Linked DNA regions of Homo sapiens: all the other regions are linked to region 3. Evidence: chromatin contacts called from ENCODE Hi-C or POLR2A ChIA-PET data. All regions are on one chromosome and are shown on one strand. Each heading gives the region's core, a stretch centred on a gene start or an enhancer-like site at or near the end of the contact. The rest is flanking DNA. Distances are from core to core; before and after follow the strand shown. Region 1 overlaps UTP4 (UTP4 small subunit processome component). Region 2 overlaps SLC7A6 (solute carrier family 7 member 6). Region 3 overlaps CDH1 (cadherin 1). Region 4 overlaps SMPD3 (sphingomyelin phosphodiesterase 3). Region 5 holds the start of SLC7A6 (solute carrier family 7 member 6). Region 6 overlaps TANGO6 (transport and golgi organization 6 homolog).

Region 1 (2,700 bases), core at 104-2,603, 410 kb before region 3:
TTAAGCAAGGACTTTAAAGCCTAAGTTCTTTTTTTTCTCAGACAGAATCTCGATGTTACCCAGCCTGGAGTGCAGTGGTGCAATCATACTCACCGCAGCCTTGAACTCCTGAGCACAAGCTATCCTCCCATCTCAGCCTCTTGAGCAGCTGGGACTACAGGCATGCTCCACCACACCTAGCTAATTTTTATATTTTTTTTTTTTTTGTAGAGACAGGGTCTCACTATGTTGCCCAGACTGGTCTTGAACTCCAGCCTCAACCTCCTAAAGTACTGAGATTACAGGCGTGAATCACCATACCCAGCCTAAGGCAACTGACAACTGGCAAGCTACAAATGCATCAAGAAGCTAATCACATTTGAGTCATTTGAGTAATCAGTAATTTACAGAACTCTCCTTTTTTTTTTTTTGTTAATAGTGATGGGGTTTCACCATGGTGCCCAGGCTGGTTTTGAATTCCTGGGCTGAGGAGATCCACCTGCCTTGGCCTCCCAAAGTGCTGGGATTACAGGTATGAGCTACCAAGCCCAGCCTGCTTGACATTTATCCTATGGAACACTCCAACAAGTAAAATTTAAAGCCAGCTCTCATGACAACAAAGACTCTACCCTCAGCGCCAACATTTCTCACTACTTACGCATTTCATTTTGGTTAAGTATGATGTGCCTGCCTCTAACCTACTAAGGCAAGAACAATAAAACATATACAAGGGACAGCCAGCCTCAAAAAGGTGACTTGTCTCCCACAAGCCAGGTTCTCTGCATGGAAACTGAAGGTGCTCTTATCTTCCGATTGTGGAGTTTATTACATTTTGGTATCACAAAGGAACCAACTATCCAGAATAACAACACAAGATGTTTTACCTTATATATCTTAGAAATTTTAAAAGCATGAGCTGTGCGCCTCCGGATGACATCTGATTCATTCGTGGGAGGAAATGGATTGTAGAGTAAGGTTTTGTCATTTGGAAGGGGCTAAAAAAACAAAGACACATTGTTTAAATGGTTACTTTTATTGGGCTTCTGCAGACCAAAGATCTGTAGTGCATTTTGAGCCCAACATCATCTTCTAACCATCATATATATTCAGTACCTCCCTGACATTCGTTAATTCGGGAAAACAGCTGTAGCCATAATACCTCTATTCAGAAAAACTAGGGGGGAAAAAAAGAAGAAAAGGAGAGAGAGGGAGAAAGAGCTGAAGCTACTCTTGCAGCCACACTGTAGAGGGTGGGTGTATGAGGCAAAGAGAGCTTGTTAACTCCATGCAGCAAGATCAAAGGGCCCTTCTGCGGCTTCTGGCCTGTCTCATCAGTATCACTTTGTCAGAATGGAACAAACTGGCAAGTGCAGGAGCTCAGCCCACACAGGGTCTGTGCTTTCTAGACTCTCCCCCAACCAGATCACAGACTGGACAAGTGACTGGAGTTCTCCCCAGGCGAAACCTCAACACAAACCACCTGTGCTGATGTCACTGACACCTCGAGGTGGCCTCTGGCCAAAGAAATGATATTTTGTCTCTGACTTCCTGGGAAATAGCTATGCCTACTGTAAGGAAGCGATGAACTTAAAGCCAATGCTTTGGAAAAAATGATCTGGGCTCAATTACAAAGAGGCAAGAGAGTGGGAGGGGCCCTTCCTGTATCACTCATCTTGCAGAAGGCACTTGTCAGCCAGCTCTGCTTCCCACACCCAGAGGTCGCAGGGCCCACGAGATGATTCCAGTGACACATCCCCGTGCACACCTCCTTTAGAGCCATCTGCTGCTTTCCCCCATGTTCCTTCCACCCCCACCTTCACAAACACACCAAAACACCGTGTGATGGTTGTAATCTAAGCCCAAAGTGCAGGACAGGCATGGCCACAATGCTCCTAGGAAACAAAGCACCTGCCCAGAAAAGCCATACAAATTCAGGGTGAATCAAAACAGCAGCTGGCAAAGAGGACAGAATCTAAAACTGAAGAAAATGCTCGTATCCCATGTAAATCACAGCCATGAAGAATTTTCCTAGCTGGGTTTTTCGAAGATGTTAAGACCAGTTCCTCAAGCCTGCAGACAGCGTTTTAGTAGCTTTAGCGAAGGGGCACAGAGGTCAAAACCTCAGCCTGTACCTCCTTTAATGAAACCAGGTTATTCAGATACCCCAGAGTTCAAAGTTGAAAGCAAGTTAGCCAAATCAATGATACTTCCGGATGAGGGTCACCTTCCGAATACTGGCCTAATCACTTTTCTGTGTAAGATTTATGTGCTTACTCGCAAAGTAGACAAATAGTCAAATCAGCAAAAGCCAGTATACAAAGGCCAGCCCCTTCCCCGAGAGCCTCCCGAAGAACTGTGGGAACACAAACCAGGGAATCTGTAAAACAAAAGCCCCTCTCCTCCAAGAAATGTACTAGCTACCTGTATTCTGATTTACTAGCTACCTTTATTCTGAGTCTCTGTCCTCTTACCTTATTGTACTTGTTGCTTTTAGAACTTTAAGATTCAGAAGAAGATTTGGGAGGTAGCAGTGAAGAACTCACCAATGACTTGTCAATGATGCAGAACATGTAGGCATCATGGAGAAGGATGTGCATCGGTCTCTTGGGATGAAAACTGATGTGTGTGATAGGAGTATCCCTTTGGAGCCAAAGGTGGTGAAAGCCCTGCTTCTGGACAGTCCGGCTCCAATCTGTATACTGTTTGTCTGGGATGCTGTAC
Region 2 (2,700 bases), core at 143-2,642, 470 kb after region 3:
ACAGATCTTCAGGGGAGGATTACTCAAAACCCAATTTGACCCCAGGATGCTCCTGAGCCTCCAGGGACATCCACATGGCTAGCTCTACTAACTTGATATAAGTACACAGGCTAGACCAGCAGTCTAAGAATCAACAAGGGCAATTCTTTTTTTCTTTTTCTTTTTCTGTTTTTTGAGACAGAGTTTCGTTCTTGTTGCCCAGGCTGGAGTGCAATGGCAAGATCTTGGCTCACTGCAACCTCTGCCTCCCAGTTTAAGGCGATTCTCCTGCCTCAGCCTCCCGAGTAGCTGGGATTAGAGGCACCCACCACCACCCCCGGCTAATTTTTTGTATTTTTAGTAGAGACAGGGTTTCTCCATGTTGGCCAGGCTGGTCTCAAACTCCTGACCTCAGGTGATCCATCTGCCTCAGCCTCCCGGCCTCCCAGAGTGCTGAGATTACAGGCATGAGCCACCGCGCCCAGCCCAACAAGGGCAATTCTTTTTTTTTTTTTTTTTTTGAGATGGAATCTTGCTCTGTCACCTAGGCTGGATGGAGGGCAGTGGCACAATCTCGGCTTACTGCAACTTCCGCCTCCTGTTTTCAAGCCATTCTCCTGCCTCAGCCTCCTAAGTAGCTGGGATTACAGGCGCGCACCACCATGCCCAGCCAATTTTTGTATTTTTAGTAGAGACAGGGTTTCTCTATGTTGGTCAGGCTGGTCTCGAATTCCTGACCTGCTGATTCGCCCACCTCAGCCTCCCAAAGTGTTAGGATTACAGGCGTGAGCCACCGTGCCGGGCCAAGGGCAATTCTTAAAAGCACAGCTTTTTAGACTCCACACCAACCAGAATGTGATCCAACAGATTTGAGATTAGGGTCTCAGCTCCCCGGGTGACTGTACACAGCCACATTTAGGGACTGATGACCTAGAGAACTGGGCTGTGAAATGATTGAGATATCTGTGGCTAAAGACACCTCAAGACCTCTCTAGGGCTCATGAGATCTTGGTAGGCCTGTTACCCTCACTGCCAGTCCTCTCTGATCCAGGAATGAAAAGCTTTCTAAAGCCAACATTTAGGAAAGACACTGCCAATTTCACAATATTTTAATATTTTTCTGAGAGCTGACTTGGGGAGGGATTGCTGAATACAAGTCCAGATGAAAAGTAAAGGCTGCAAAATAACCACCCATTTCCATACCCCACTTCCAGCTCCATATACCCTGCCACCTGTCTCAAGGAGGGCCCAGTCTTCCTACTTGTAGCTTGGCAGTCACAGACCACAAACAGGAGCCACTCTATCCCCACAGATTACTTTTATGACCCAATCATGACCCAAGCTTCAGGAGCTCCTAGGCCCTTGGCTGGCTTCCTGCAATGCTCCCAGCCTCCACCAAAGGAAACCAGCCCTGAGGGACAGGCTGACTCATGTCCACTTGGCCAAGCCAGCCTGGCCCAAAAAGCCCAGAAAGAAATCTACTCCCATCTCTTGCACTCACTGACACATGCTAGCATGTACATAGAAACAGCCGAGCAGTGAAGCTAACAGAGTCGCCATGTTCTCCTCAGGGAATCCAGAGGAACTGTTGGTGGTACCCCCCTTCCCACCACTTACCCTGGCACAGTTTAACAAGGCCCATGACAATGATGGCAATGAGCGCTACGACCTTGGCGTAAGTGAACGTGTCCTGCACACGTGTGCCCCACTTGACATAGGCACAGTTCACAAATGTCAGCAGACCTAGGAGGAAAACCACAAAGTCACTGGCAGGCTTGAGTTGAGGGCACAGGGGCCCAACCCCTCTTTACAGAGAGCACTCTTTCTGCCCTTCCTGCCTAAGGCAAAGGGGCCAATGGACCAGTCAGAACAAGGCGAACTGGCAAGCGAGGGGACACCCTGCACCCGCCCCAGCTGACAGCACACAGGCACTTCCATCACTACTGGTGCTCAAGGATATGAAGGCATGCGTGAACACATACTTATACATCCTGATGGCTAGCACCATTTCTGGGAATTCCCCCCAGGCCCAGGGATGGGTGATTTCACCTACTCTTTCCCACCCAGACTCCCAAGGTTCCAAACCACAGGAGACACAAGACCTCTTCATGGCCAAAAGAAACTCATCAGTAAGTGAGGTAAATTTGAATGCAGATGGCAGGTTACCTAAGAAATTAGAGAGACAGTGTTTTGCATTAAGTGTAAAAATGAGGCCAGGTGCAGTGGCTCACACCTGTAATCCCAGCACTTTGGGAAACTGAGGCAGATGGATCATGTGAGCCCAGGAGTTAGAGACCAGCCTGGGCAACATGGAGAAACCCTGTCCCTACAAAAAATACAAAAATTAGCTGGGCGTGGTGGTGCACACCTGTAGTCCCAGCTACTCAGGAGGCTGAGGAGGGAGGGTCGCTTGAGCCTAGGAGGTTGAGGCAGCAGTGAGCCGTGCACTCCAGCCTGATGACAGAGTAAGACCTCGTCTCAAAAAAAAAAAAAAAAGGAGAAAAAGAAAAGTCTGTTATATGCCTGACAATTTCACATACACCTCTCCATCAATTCTCACGACTCCAAAATACAGATATTCCTATTCCCATTTTATGGATGAGGAAACTGAGGTGAGAGAAGCTAACTACCATTTCTAAGTTCACATTCCCAAGCCCACTGATCGCTTCCACCCTCATTCCTACCCATACCTCCCAATTCTCAATGAAGTCCATGGAGAAG
Region 3 (2,700 bases), core at 34-2,533:
ATGGGGTGGGGTTGGGATAGAGGGGAGGGACACAAAAAAATTTGAAAAAAAAGAAAGAAACTTGCAGGCCAGTGCAGCAACTCACATCCGTAATCCCAGCACTTTGGGAGGCTGAGGCGGGCAGATGGCTTGAGCTCAGGAGTTCAAAACCAGCCTGGGCAACATGGCAAAACCTCGTCTCTACAAAAAATACAAAAAAAAAAAAAAAAAAGATTAGCCTGGAGTGGTGGCATGCACCTGTAGTCCCAGCTACTTGGGAGGCTGAGGTGGGAGGATGGGGATGACTTGAGCCCAGGAGGCAGAGGTTGCAGTGAGCCAAAATTGTACCACTCCACTCCAGCCTGGGTGACAGAAAAAGGCCCTGTCTCAAAAAAAAGAAAGAAAGAAAGGAAGGAAGGAAGGAAGGAAGGAGAGAGAGAGAAAGAAAAAGAGAGAGAGAAAGAAAGAAAGAGAAAGAAACTTGCCCAAAATCACAGGAAAAGTAAGGGTCCAGTTGGGATTGGAATCCAGGCAATCCTGCTGCATTCCACCCTCCCAGTTCATCTTCTCTAAGAGAAGCTCATAGGCTAAAAGAGAAATAAATGCTGAAGAGTCAAATCTCTGTCAAAACCAGAAATGAAACCTCACATCTGGCAAGTAAAATGTGGTTTCCTAGGTTCAACAGCTTCCCAGGTATTTAAACACTCCCATGGTGGAAGTGAGAGGATTAGCAGAAAGAAGAATGAAAAATCATAACCAAATTACAAAGCCCAAAGAAAAATAAGTACAACTTACAGGAAGTTTCAAAATCAAAAACTCAGCTGGTTGCCATGGCTCACACCTGTAATCCCAGCACTTTGGGAGGCCAAGGTGGGCGGATCACTTGAGGTCAGGACCAGCCTGGCCAACATGGTGAAACCCTGTCTCTACTAAAAATACAAAAATTAGCCGGGCATGGTGGCGCTGGCCTATAATCCCAGCTACTCGGGAGGCTGAGGAAGGAGAATAGCTTGAACCTGGGAGGTGGAGGTTGCAGTGAGCTGAGACTCCAACACTGCGCTCCAGCCTGGGTGACAGAGCAAGACTCTGTCTCAAAACAAAACAAAACAAAAATCAGAGACTCAAAATACAGCTCTGAAACATCCAAAAACCTCAAGGAGTAGAAGAGGGCTTTGTTTTGTTTTGTTTTTTGTTTTTGAGAGAGCGTCTCGCTCTGTCACCCAAGCTGGAGTGCAGTGGTGCAAAACGCAGCTCACTGCAGCCTTAACCTCCTGGACTCAAGGGATCTACCTGCCTCAGCCTCCCATGAAGCTGGGATCACAGGCACACGCCACCATGCCTGGGTAATTGTTTTTGTATGTAGAGACAGGGTTTCCCTTTGTTGCCCAATCTGGTCTCCAACTTCTGGGCTCAAGCAATCCTCCCACTTTGGCCTCCCGAAGTGCTGGATTACAGGCATGAGCTACCGCACCCGGCCTCTTTTTAAATGCAGACTTGAGACAAGAAGGCAAAAGTTACAAGAAATACAACCACAAATTCTATTTTCTCCAGAAAATTTAGTCATGATTACAAGCCTGGGAGTTAGGTGGTAATGAAACCAGCCACATGAACGTCACCAAGCAGCTGTTATTTCTCCAAAACCTTTTAGCACGAAGCTAACAGAGACGAGATCTAGGGCTAGTATCTCCTGGGACTTATGAGTAAGAGCCGGCACCTAGAGTACCTGTCACTATAGAGGGTGATGTCACCGCTGATTCAACCTGATATTGAAAAACCTTACCAGGAGAGGCCTCTCAATGTCGGTGACTCAGGGCCCCACCCCACCTGTTCATAAAGTAAGTGCCCAGGTGTTTGCCTCACTGCTTATTCAAGGGATGATGTTTTCCAATAGGAAAGCCACAACTCTCCCCACCAACAAGTTGGTCATCTTGTTCCCTTTTTCAAACACTCCCACATAGTTGTGGTGAAGAATTTGTTGGGGAGGAAGCCTCGTACTGAAGGTGAGATTCCAAAGTAAGTACCAGGTCCTAGGAACACTCGTATACATGCACAAAAAAAAAAAAAAAATATGCCCTAAATGATGCCTGTTTAGAAAATATCATCCCTCTGCAGGAAGAATCTTTAGAAAACTCGGCTAGGCACAGTGGCTCATTCATGCCTGTAATCCCAGCACTTTGGGAGGCCGAGGAGGGCTTATCACCTAAGGTCAGGAGTTGGAGACCAGCCTGGCCAACATGGTGAAACCCCGTCTCTACGAAAAATACAAAAAGTAGCCAGGTGTGGTGGCACATGCCTGTAATCCCAGCTACACCGGAGGCTGAGGTGGGAGAATCGCTTGAACCCGGGAGGCAGAGGTTGCAATGAGCCGAGATCAGGCCACTGCACTCTAGCCTGGGCAACAAGAGCAAGACTCTGTCTCAAAAAAAAAAAAAAAAAAAATTTAGAAAACTCTGCTGGAGCAATATTCCTCTTGGGCAACATGCTGAGGGGTGGGGAGTGGCTTGGAATGAGCATTATTTCCTGGTTTGAATCTGATACCCTTTAAAGGAGATGTTCCTAAAGTGGCAGGTCAAAAGAGAAAGATAAATAAATAAAAAATGAAGGAGATGTGAAAATGAGCCCTCAGGATTCCTTCTCTAGAAAATGCCTGGCCTGGCCGGGCATGGTGGCTCAGACCTGTAATCCTAGCACTTTGGGAGGCCAAGGCGGGGGTATTGCTTA
Region 4 (2,700 bases), core at 45-2,544, 390 kb after region 3:
CTACGGCTGCCAGGGCTGCTGCAGCTTCAAGTGTCTCAACAGCGGCCTCCTCTTTGCCAGCCGCTACCCCATCATGGACGTGGCCTATCACTGTTACCCCAACAAGTGTAACGACGATGCCCTGGCCTCTAAGGGAGCTCTGTTTCTCAAGGTAGGAGACCTCGGCCCAGCCTGAGGACCACGTGCCAGCTGGTCCTAGAGCCATGTAGGCAGGGGGGCTGCAGCGGGGAGTCCTCATCGTCATGGGGGCTGGAGTGGGAGGTTGGAGTGGGAGGCAGACGCGGTCTTTCCTGGAGCCAAACAGCAGGGCCCTGGCTCGGGGACAGGGTCAAGACCAATGCAGGGATGAGCACCGAGGCTCTGGGCTCAGACAGACCCATCTGGGTGATCTGGGCCCGTTCCTCAGATCTCTGAGCCACCATTTCCCCAACTGTAAAGTGGAGAGAGGGTGGGAGTGGAACAGAGCAGTAAGGCCTGGGAAGGGTTCCGAGCTGGCGCAAGAGTGGCGGTGGTAGCCGTGGAGATGGTGGCAGTGATAAAGTGAGGAAGAACAGGAGGTAGGGGCCCTGTCGGTTCATAACGAGGCAGAGAGACCAGCCCAGACCAAGCGCATCAGGCAAGCAGACGGGACCCTCAGGTCTCCAGGCCGTGACACCGCCTGGCTCACTGAGGCCACTAGCTTCCCTGGCCTGGACACCCCTCCCTCCTGGCTGTCGTGCAGCTGCCCTGCCAGGCTGTCTGCCCACCAGCCATGGTTTCGCTTCCATAGTCACTAATTAAAGTGAATCATAATTATTTCTGCTAATTTGGATTCGATTGGAGGAGTTTTTAGGCTGTGGTAATTTGGTCATTACACATTATCTTCTACTGCGCCTGAGATGCTCAGAGTGTCGACTTTTGTTCTCTATCCAAAAGCCGCTCATGGTGCTTCCACGGTTTTCTGAAGTGTCATTTGGCCAGTGGATGCAGCACAGGGCTTTCTGCCCTGAGAGGCAGCAGCTGTTTCAGATGTGGGTTCTGTCCCTTTAGGGTGAGACATGAAAAAGTGGTGGCTTTGCAGGGAGGGCTGCGGTTCAGAGGCCTGCCTAGGGCAGGTTTCCTCACTTCCCAGTTCGCCTTCAGAAGCAACCACACTCCGCCTGCCCAGGGAAACACTGGTGCGCAACCTGGCGCCTGCCATGAGTGGCAGAGCTTGTCTTCAAGCCCTATGGGAGCCAGGGCAGGCAGCAAGGGCCCTGGCCCCCACTTCTGGTTCGTCCATGGCTCTTGTGTGGCTCTGCCAGGCCCAGAGTTTGGGTCCTCTGCTCTTCATTCACAGCAAGGGATGCTGAAATTGAAGCAACTCCTGACAGATAGATCCAACCTTCCCATTTTGGCATATGGTCCGTTGGTGTTCTGTTCCCTGGATATATTTTTGTCTCGACAGCTAGAGTGACTTTCTGGGGAGGAAGGGGATGTGTTGCCAGGTCCAGGGTGGGAGGATGTGCCCCTTACTCCCACCCCTCACTCCCACCCTACTACAGGTGGCTCAGAGGCCGGGCCCTCCCCCGCCCCCTACCCCAGCCCACTTCTGCACAGATCAATCCACACATCCTGTCCCCACCTCCCTCCTCTGTGGGGCACCCTCACTGTTCCCACTGAGCTCAACAGTGTCTGCCTGGGACAGCCCCTCCTCCCAGGTTCTGTCCTGAAAGTTCTTTTCATCTTCCTCTACCTCCTGGGTCTCAAACTGTAACCTGATCTATGACATTCAAAAATTTTTTGTATTGACCAATTTTTTTTTTTTTTTTTTGAGACGGAGTTTCACTCTTGTTGTCCAGGCTGGAGTGCAGTGGCACGATCTCGGCTCACCACAACCTCTGCCTCCCGGGTTCAAGCAATTCTCCTGCCATGGCCTCCCAAGTAGCTGGGATTACAGACATGCACCACCACGCCTGGCTAATTTTTTATTTTTAGTAGAGACGGAGTTTCACCGTGTTGGTCAGGGTGATCTCAAACTCCCGACCTCAGGTGATCTGCCCACCTCGGCCTCCCAAAGTGCTGGAATTACAGGCGTGAGCCACCATACCCAGCCTTGACCAATATGTTAAAATCAAGATATTTCACAGAAAACCCGGTTTGCAGGTTCTCTCAGCAGCCCCAGGCCTGCCACATTCCGTACCCCACGCGGCTGCAGTGAGCTGGAGCCGTGGTTGGCTGCCCCGCAGTGGGGTTTCCCAGCAACCATCATGACACCTGCCTGGGAGTGAGACTCTGCAGCTTCCATTTCTGCCCTTTCTGAGGCCCCTCTGCTTTGTCCTGGCCCAGACCTCTCCCCCCAGCCCTACATCTGGCTGCCTCCAGGACACATCCCCATTCACTCGCAAACCAGACTCAGCCTCTGCCCCGGGCTGCTCCTCTTCTGTGTTCTGCCATCCTGAAGCCAGAAGGACCACCTTGGCTGCTCTGTCCTGTGCCCGACCCATCCATTCCAGGCCCCTAGCTCACTTTCCAGATGGCCCTGGGTGCACCCCACATCTCCAGCTCCCTTGGCCCAGGCCCCCTCCTCTGCATCAGCCCTGCTGTGGTTTCAGCCACCCTCCTCGTCTGAGGCCAGGTGTGACTCCTCTTATGCCCTCCACTGCCTCAGGAAGTCTGAACGTCACCTTGTACCACCTCCCGCCCCCCTGCCCCCGCCACCCTTAGCTCCAGCTCTGCCCC
Region 5 (2,700 bases), core at 126-2,625, 490 kb after region 3:
AAGAAGTTCCAGGGAGATGGGGATCATAAAACCGGTATATGCAATAAAAATACATCCACGGCCAAATAGGGAAGGAGGACAAGGAGAGGAAGAGAGGAGAAAATCAGGCTGGTGGTTTTCCACACACTTGCCAGGAAAATAAACTCCAGTGTAACGACTTGAATAACGATCTGAGATCAAAGTTGGGAAGCAAAAGCCGTCTGCGCAGCACACATGGGACCTGAGTAATGCAGGCAGCCTGGGCAGGTCCCCAAAAGGCCTCACCGCCACCAAAAAGAGGTGGAACTGATATAAGGAAGTACTCACAGCCTTTCAAGTCTGCTCCTCCCAGATCTGAAATCTGGGAGCAGTTCTGAGAGACAAGCCCCGGATGGCTGGGCACTGAACAGCCGCCCTGCGAGATGAGCTGCCCTGGCTTTTTCCCCTATCAAGGGCAGAGACTGAATTCTTTTTAACTGTGTCACCAAGCCCAGGGCATACAAGAGGTACTCAAAAACGTGTTCGCCGACACCCTGATTCCTATTTATACTGACCATTACACAACATGTTTGCTTAGAGCCCAGCAAAGAATTTTCAGAATGTTTCACGTCTATCTCCCCACATTCAGGAGAGATAGTCACACAAGATGACAGGCTATAGGGACGCTCAAAAGAGCCATAATCACCAGGGGCACGCGGGTTCCCCAGCGCCAGCAGCCCAACGCTCCAGGCTCCAGCACGCCACAAAACCTTGCGGCATTCTCTAAAGTAAAAGGACTGATTTTAAAATGATAATCGTCATTCTTGCGACAGCCCCAGGAAGCCTGGCTCCTGAGGTCCTGAGCCCGCGTCTTTCTTTGCCCCACCGCGGCCGCCACACAGCACAGGTTCTCCGTCCTGCAGTCGGAGGCGCAGTCACAGCCCCACTCAGGGTCACCGTCGCACAGTCTCACGCTCGCGGCGCGGCCCGCGCACTCAGCGTCCCGGTCACCCTCGCACCTGGGGTTTCCCTCTCCACACACACCCCCGGTCTCCCTCACACTCGCCGCGTCGCCAGCACACCCCAAGACTGGCTCCCTCGCGGTCACCATCAGCCTCCGGGGCTCGCACCCATACAGCGTTTCTCCCACACTCGGCCCTCACGCTCGAGGTCCCTCTCTCCTCGTGGCGCCCCCCCTCACCCGCAGCGCCTCTCGCGCGGCCCCGATCGGCCAGCCCCGCGCTGTTTCTGGGCCGCATCCCGCTCCCGACGGCGGCAGCGAAGACCCACAGGGTTCGGCTCCCACAGAACGCGGCCCAGCCCCGGCCCCGCTCCCGGCGCGCCCGCCCATGGCCCAGCCCGTTACCTCCCAGTGGCCCGGCGCCGCCAGGATGCTCGGTCGCGCCGCCGCCGCCGCGGCAGCTCAGGCCCCGCCCCGCCACGTCACCCGCCGCCGGATCGCGACAGCGCGCGCCGCGTCGGGACACAGTTCCGTGCGGGGCCAGCTGGCGGCGGCGCTTCCGGGCCCCCGTGGCCGCCACGGCCTGGCCGGTACGGGGTCCGCCGGCCCAGAACGTGAGCGTGGACGCCAGACAGCCCCCAGCTGCCTCGTCAGGGCTCGAGCAGCCCGTGAACTGGGCCCGGCCACGCTCGCCGCCCTGGAGTTAGATGGGGCCTCCGAGGGCGTCCACAGCGGACATTCCCGCGGGGAGCTCTCATCGGCCCCCGCACCCCGTTCCTATCTCGCACTTGACCTGGGCCCGACGCCCAGGGCGCCCCCTACAGCTCACACAGGGATCCAAACGGCCTCCGCCGCCGGGCCACTGCCACTCGCAGTCTAGGAACCCCAGGAAGACACACACTCTGGGGACTTGTCCAAACACACGCACAGCTCAGACTCGTAGCCCTTGAGGCCCCCGCACCCACAAAGAAACTGCAGGCTCCCTTTGCCAACCCCAGGCCTCCCTGGGGCTCTGTCCTCATCTTCCCAAGAGGGCTGCCACCCCTCTTGGGGGAGCTGCACCTCCTGCCCCCCCTCTTGGGGGAGCTGCACCTCCTGCCCCCTTCCCCTCCCTCTGTTTGCTCCTCCATCTTTCTCTCGAGTTCCTTTTCCTCTGGTGGCTCTGGGGCTCTCTGTCTAGAGCCTCCTGACCTCATGGGCGCCTGAGCCCTCCTCCGAAATTTCCTGTCCACACCTCAAGCACTGACTTTCTCCAGGGCCCTGGAATCTTTTCCCCCAGCCTTATGACCACAAGTACACGTCCTCTGGTTCCAGACCATACCCAAGACCCTGCTCCCTGCCACCCAGTGACAGGGACCCAGCCAGAGATGGGTAGCACCTCAGACCCTTCCTCCCCACTCCTCCCACGGCCTATACCTCGTTTTCTTCTCCCCAGCCACAACGGCTTCTCAATCCCTATCCTGCTCCCCTTACCCCATCTCCACAGAGTAGGGGATGCTCCTAGAATACAGATTGCGATGACTTTGTATCTCCCCTGCCTAAAACCCTTCCATTCTCCTCTCTGCAGGCCTGGGATGACAATACTTGAGGAATCCTCGCTGGTGCTGCCCTCCTGCCCTCTGCTTGGAACCCCTCCCCTAAGTGTCAGTGAGTGGACGTATATATTTGGATCAATCGAGTTGCACCCTTTGCCTCCCAGATCAGTTCCTCCGGCCTCCCTGGCTGAGCAGAAGGACAGCTCTGGACACTTGTGTCAGCACCCAGCCCACGTGTCCCTGCCA
Region 6 (2,700 bases), core at 75-2,574, 300 kb before region 3:
TGGGAGGCTGAGGTGGGATAATTGCTTGAACCCGGGAGGCAGAGGTTGTAGTGAGCCATGATAGCGCCAATGCACTCCAGCCTGGGCAACAGAGCAAGACTCCGTCTCAAAAAAAAAAAAAAGAAATTAGCTGGGCATGGTAATGGGTGCCTGTAATCCCAGCTACTTAGGAGGCTGAGGAAGGAGAATCACTTAGACCTGGGAGGCAGAGGTTGCAGTGAGCCGAGATCGCAGCATTGTATTCCAGCCTGGGTGACAAGAGCAAAACTATGTCTCAAAAAAAAAAAAAAAGAGTAGAAAAGTCCAGTGGTTAAAGACCATTCTGGCTAACACGGTGAAACCCTATCTCTACTAAAAATACAAAAAAATTAGCCAGGTGTGGTGGCGGGCGCCTGTAGTCCCAGCTACTCGAGAGGCTAAGGCAGGAGAATGGTGTGAACACGGGAAGCAGAGCTTGCAGTGAGCCGAGATTGCGCCACTGCACTCCAGCCTGGGTGACAGAGCGAGACTCCGTCTCAAAAAAAAGAGAAAAGTCCAATGGTTAAGGAAGCAGAAGTCTCAGGAACCCAGGTTTGTCCTAATACACTTGTAATACTTCACCTCTTCCTCAAGTATGATCTCAAGCCAGTTCTAATTAGTTCCTTCAGAACAGCCAAGCTGGCAATAAGATAGCCTGGGTTTGCATTCAGTTCTCCTGCTTACTGGCTGTGTGGCATCCGAATGTAAACCTTCTGGACCTGAATTTTCTTATCTGTAAATAGAGTTAATAAGCATATGTCTCTCACAAGGTTGTTAGGGGGACTCAGTGAGATAATAATGTAAAGAATTTAGCACTCTGCCTGGCATACAATAAACCCTTAAACAGGATTAGTTATATTACTATTAAGTATCAAACCTTGGAGGACATGGAATTTATTTGGCGCAGATTTGCTATGAGCAAACAATCCATGGGGTGATGAGCAATGAGCTGGAACAAACCCCAGAGCATCAATCCAGGCTGTCATTTCGCGTCACCCCAAGGAGGGTACACTTAGTCAGAACTCCTCCCTTTCAGAGGATGGAGCAAAGATAAATGGGTTTTGCAACCTGTAGGCCCATCTGATTATCAGAATAATCACTCTCTGGGAAGAAATAATCCCCGAATCAGGTTGTAGACAAGGAGGAAAAGTCCCAGGACTGACTCCCCAGCTTGGCAGCCCTGAAGGTGTCTGGTCTCTTTCAGTTTTTCTCTACCCCATGCTTTTTTCAGTTCTGTGTACATTGTGGGAAGTTGCTGAATCGCGTAGTCTGTGGTTGGACTGTGCTTTTGGCAAGAGGTAGGGGAGCATGAGGAAGGGTAAAGAAAGAAGCCAAGGTTGTTTCCTGCTTTTGCTCTCTTACAGAGCTCCTGTTGGCAGGTCCCGGGAGGTCAGGAAACCCGGGTGCCTGAACACTTTCCCATCACTGTCTCATCATTCTCCTGGGCTAGCAGTAAATACGCCAAAGGGATGTGGTCTGGCCTCTTTTCCTTTTGGATTTCATGGTTTCTGGGATTGGAAGCAGCCTTCTGTTGGCCATGATCTGTGTAGGGAATGCCCAGGTGACTCAGAATTGGAGTTCTTCAGGTGACAGGGACATAGAAAATGGTGTGTGAGCTCTGGAGCTGCACTGCCTGGGTTCATCTATTGGCCTGCCATTTAATAGTTGTTGAACAAGTTACTTAGCTTCTTCGTCTTAGTCTCCTCATGTTTAAAATAGGGATAGCAGAATTCTGTGAGCCTATTTGGCTTAGGAAGCTGGCCGTAAATAAAAGAAAAAAGAGTGATAGTAATCATACTGAAATGGGGTTACTATAAGGATCTGGTGAATTAATTAATGTAAAGCACACAGATATAAGTGCTGTCATGTAGTAAATGCCTAAATAAAAGTGTTTTGTGTAGTTTTAATTTATACTCTATTTTTCAGAAACACAACTACCATATAAACTGAGAGAGTATTTTTATTTCTTTGGGATTTTACAAAGAGCAATTTACCATTTTTGAAAATCAGGCCATTCACGGGAACTTGTAGTTCCAGCTAATCGGGAGGCTGAGGCAGGAGAATGACGTGAACCTGGGACGTGAACCCATGAGCTTGCAGTGAGCCAGATCATGCCTCTGCACTCCAGCCTGGGCAACAGAGCAAGACTCCATCTCAAAAAAAAAAAAAAAAAAAAAAAAAAAAAGAAAATCAGGCCATTCAAGGCTGGGCTTGGTGGCTCATGCCTGTAATCCCAGCACTTTGGGAGGCCTGGGCAGGCGGATCAAGAGGTCAGGAGATCGAGACCATCCTGGCTAACACGGTGAAACCCCGTCTCTACAAAAAATACAAAAAAATTAGTTGGGCGTGGTGGCAGGCGCCTGTAACCCCAGATACTCGGGGTTACTGTAACTGGTAACTTGCATTGCTAATGAGTGCTAATTCTTCCTGGCATTAACTTTGGAAAATTATAAACTATTGTCTCTTCATGAGCTTTAGTTACCTAATTCATAAAATAAGACGGTTGCATTATTTCCCAAAGTATCTTTCAAGGAACTTGGCCTGCTTATGATGAAAAAAGGGTTCTTGGTAAATGAATTTAGGAAATTGTGGGTTTTTTTTTTTTTGCTGCAGGACTTCGCAGACTTCTTAATAGGCTAACATGTACTGAGTCTCCAAGAGGAGAATGTCTAGTTGTATACA

Evidence for each region. Hi-C counts contacts between places; a loop is a spot of excess contacts on that map. ChIA-PET counts read pairs that join two places held with the same protein, here RNA polymerase II (POLR2A). Pooled maps may share reads with other maps.
Region 1: a pooled map shows a loop between it and region 3 (23-fold over the local background). The contact joins two enhancer-like sites. A Hi-C loop is called at or near these places in 7 of 50 pooled maps. POLR2A ChIA-PET finds 5 or more read pairs at or near these places in 4 of 52 experiments (WTC11, activated CD4-positive, alpha-beta T cell and activated T-cell).
Region 2: a map with no recorded cell type shows a loop between it and region 3 (10-fold over the local background). The contact joins two enhancer-like sites. A Hi-C loop is called at or near these places in 5 of 37 single-sample maps with no recorded cell type and 7 of 50 pooled maps.
Region 4: a map with no recorded cell type shows a loop between it and region 3 (19-fold over the local background). The contact joins two enhancer-like sites. A Hi-C loop is called at or near these places in 7 of 37 single-sample maps with no recorded cell type and 5 of 50 pooled maps. POLR2A ChIA-PET finds 5 or more read pairs at or near these places in 1 of 52 experiments (GM12878).
Region 5: a pooled map shows a loop between it and region 3 (15-fold over the local background). The contact joins the promoter of SLC7A6 here to the enhancer-like site in region 3. A Hi-C loop is called at or near these places in 6 of 50 pooled maps. POLR2A ChIA-PET finds 5 or more read pairs at or near these places in 4 of 52 experiments (Caco-2, GM12878, PC-9 and 1 more).
Region 6: a loop to region 3 is called in a pooled map, with 2.7 times the contacts of the local background. The contact joins two enhancer-like sites. A Hi-C loop is called at or near these places in 1 of 168 maps with a recorded cell type or tissue (vagina) and 2 of 50 pooled maps. POLR2A ChIA-PET finds 5 or more read pairs at or near these places in 1 of 52 experiments (A673).

Annotation. Positions count from the first base shown.
Region 1 is chr16:69,165,349-69,168,048 of GRCh38, reverse strand. It overlaps UTP4 (UTP4 small subunit processome component), which reads right to left. Exons shown (of 17, transcript NM_032830.3): 15 at 2,523-2,700; 16 at 864-974. Among named protein-coding and RNA genes, the nearest start is that of SNTB2, 20 kb to the left of the region's middle. Within about 2 kb of position 1,353, at least 7 of the 41 ENCODE cell types and tissues checked have a DNase peak (open chromatin) inside an H3K27ac peak, as active enhancers do.
Region 2 is chr16:68,286,768-68,289,467 of GRCh38, reverse strand. SLC7A6 (solute carrier family 7 member 6) reads right to left here. Exons shown (of 11, transcript NM_003983.6): 4 at 1,597-1,722. Among named protein-coding and RNA genes, the nearest start is that of SLC7A6OS, 23 kb to the left of the region's middle. RefSeq lists an enhancer at 1-25. Within about 2 kb of position 1,392, at least 22 of the 41 ENCODE cell types and tissues checked have a DNase peak (open chromatin) inside an H3K27ac peak, as active enhancers do.
Region 3 is chr16:68,755,479-68,758,178 of GRCh38, reverse strand. All of the region lies in intron 2 of CDH1 (cadherin 1), which reads right to left. Among named protein-coding and RNA genes, the nearest start is that of CDH1, 20 kb to the right of the region's middle. RefSeq lists enhancers at 685-734, 779-923, 1,415-1,514, 1,508-1,652 and cis regulatory regions at 851, 1,580. Within about 2 kb of position 1,283, at least 16 of the 41 ENCODE cell types and tissues checked have a DNase peak (open chromatin) inside an H3K27ac peak, as active enhancers do; they include GM12878 and PC-9, where a contact is called at or near this core.
Region 4 is chr16:68,368,310-68,371,009 of GRCh38, reverse strand. SMPD3 (sphingomyelin phosphodiesterase 3) reads left to right here. Exons shown (of 9, transcript NM_018667.4): 3 at 1-151. Among named protein-coding and RNA genes, the nearest start is that of PRMT7, 59 kb to the right of the region's middle. RefSeq lists enhancers at 1,135-1,324, 2,289-2,488. Within about 2 kb of position 1,294, at least 2 of the 41 ENCODE cell types and tissues checked have a DNase peak (open chromatin) inside an H3K27ac peak, as active enhancers do.
Region 5 is chr16:68,263,201-68,265,900 of GRCh38, reverse strand. It overlaps SLC7A6 (solute carrier family 7 member 6), which reads right to left and starts at 1,375. Exons shown (of 11, transcript NM_003983.6): 1 at 1,325-1,375. It overlaps LOC124903704 (a long non-coding RNA gene), which reads left to right and starts at 1,444. Exons shown (of 3, transcript XR_007065096.1): 1 at 1,444-1,533; 2 at 2,487-2,700. RefSeq lists an enhancer at 1-837 and a silencer at 1,210-1,489.
Region 6 is chr16:69,056,501-69,059,200 of GRCh38, reverse strand. All of the region lies in intron 17 of TANGO6 (transport and golgi organization 6 homolog), which reads right to left. Among named protein-coding and RNA genes, the nearest start is that of HAS3, 48 kb to the left of the region's middle. RefSeq lists an enhancer at 1,262-1,481. Within about 2 kb of position 1,324, at least 9 of the 41 ENCODE cell types and tissues checked have a DNase peak (open chromatin) inside an H3K27ac peak, as active enhancers do.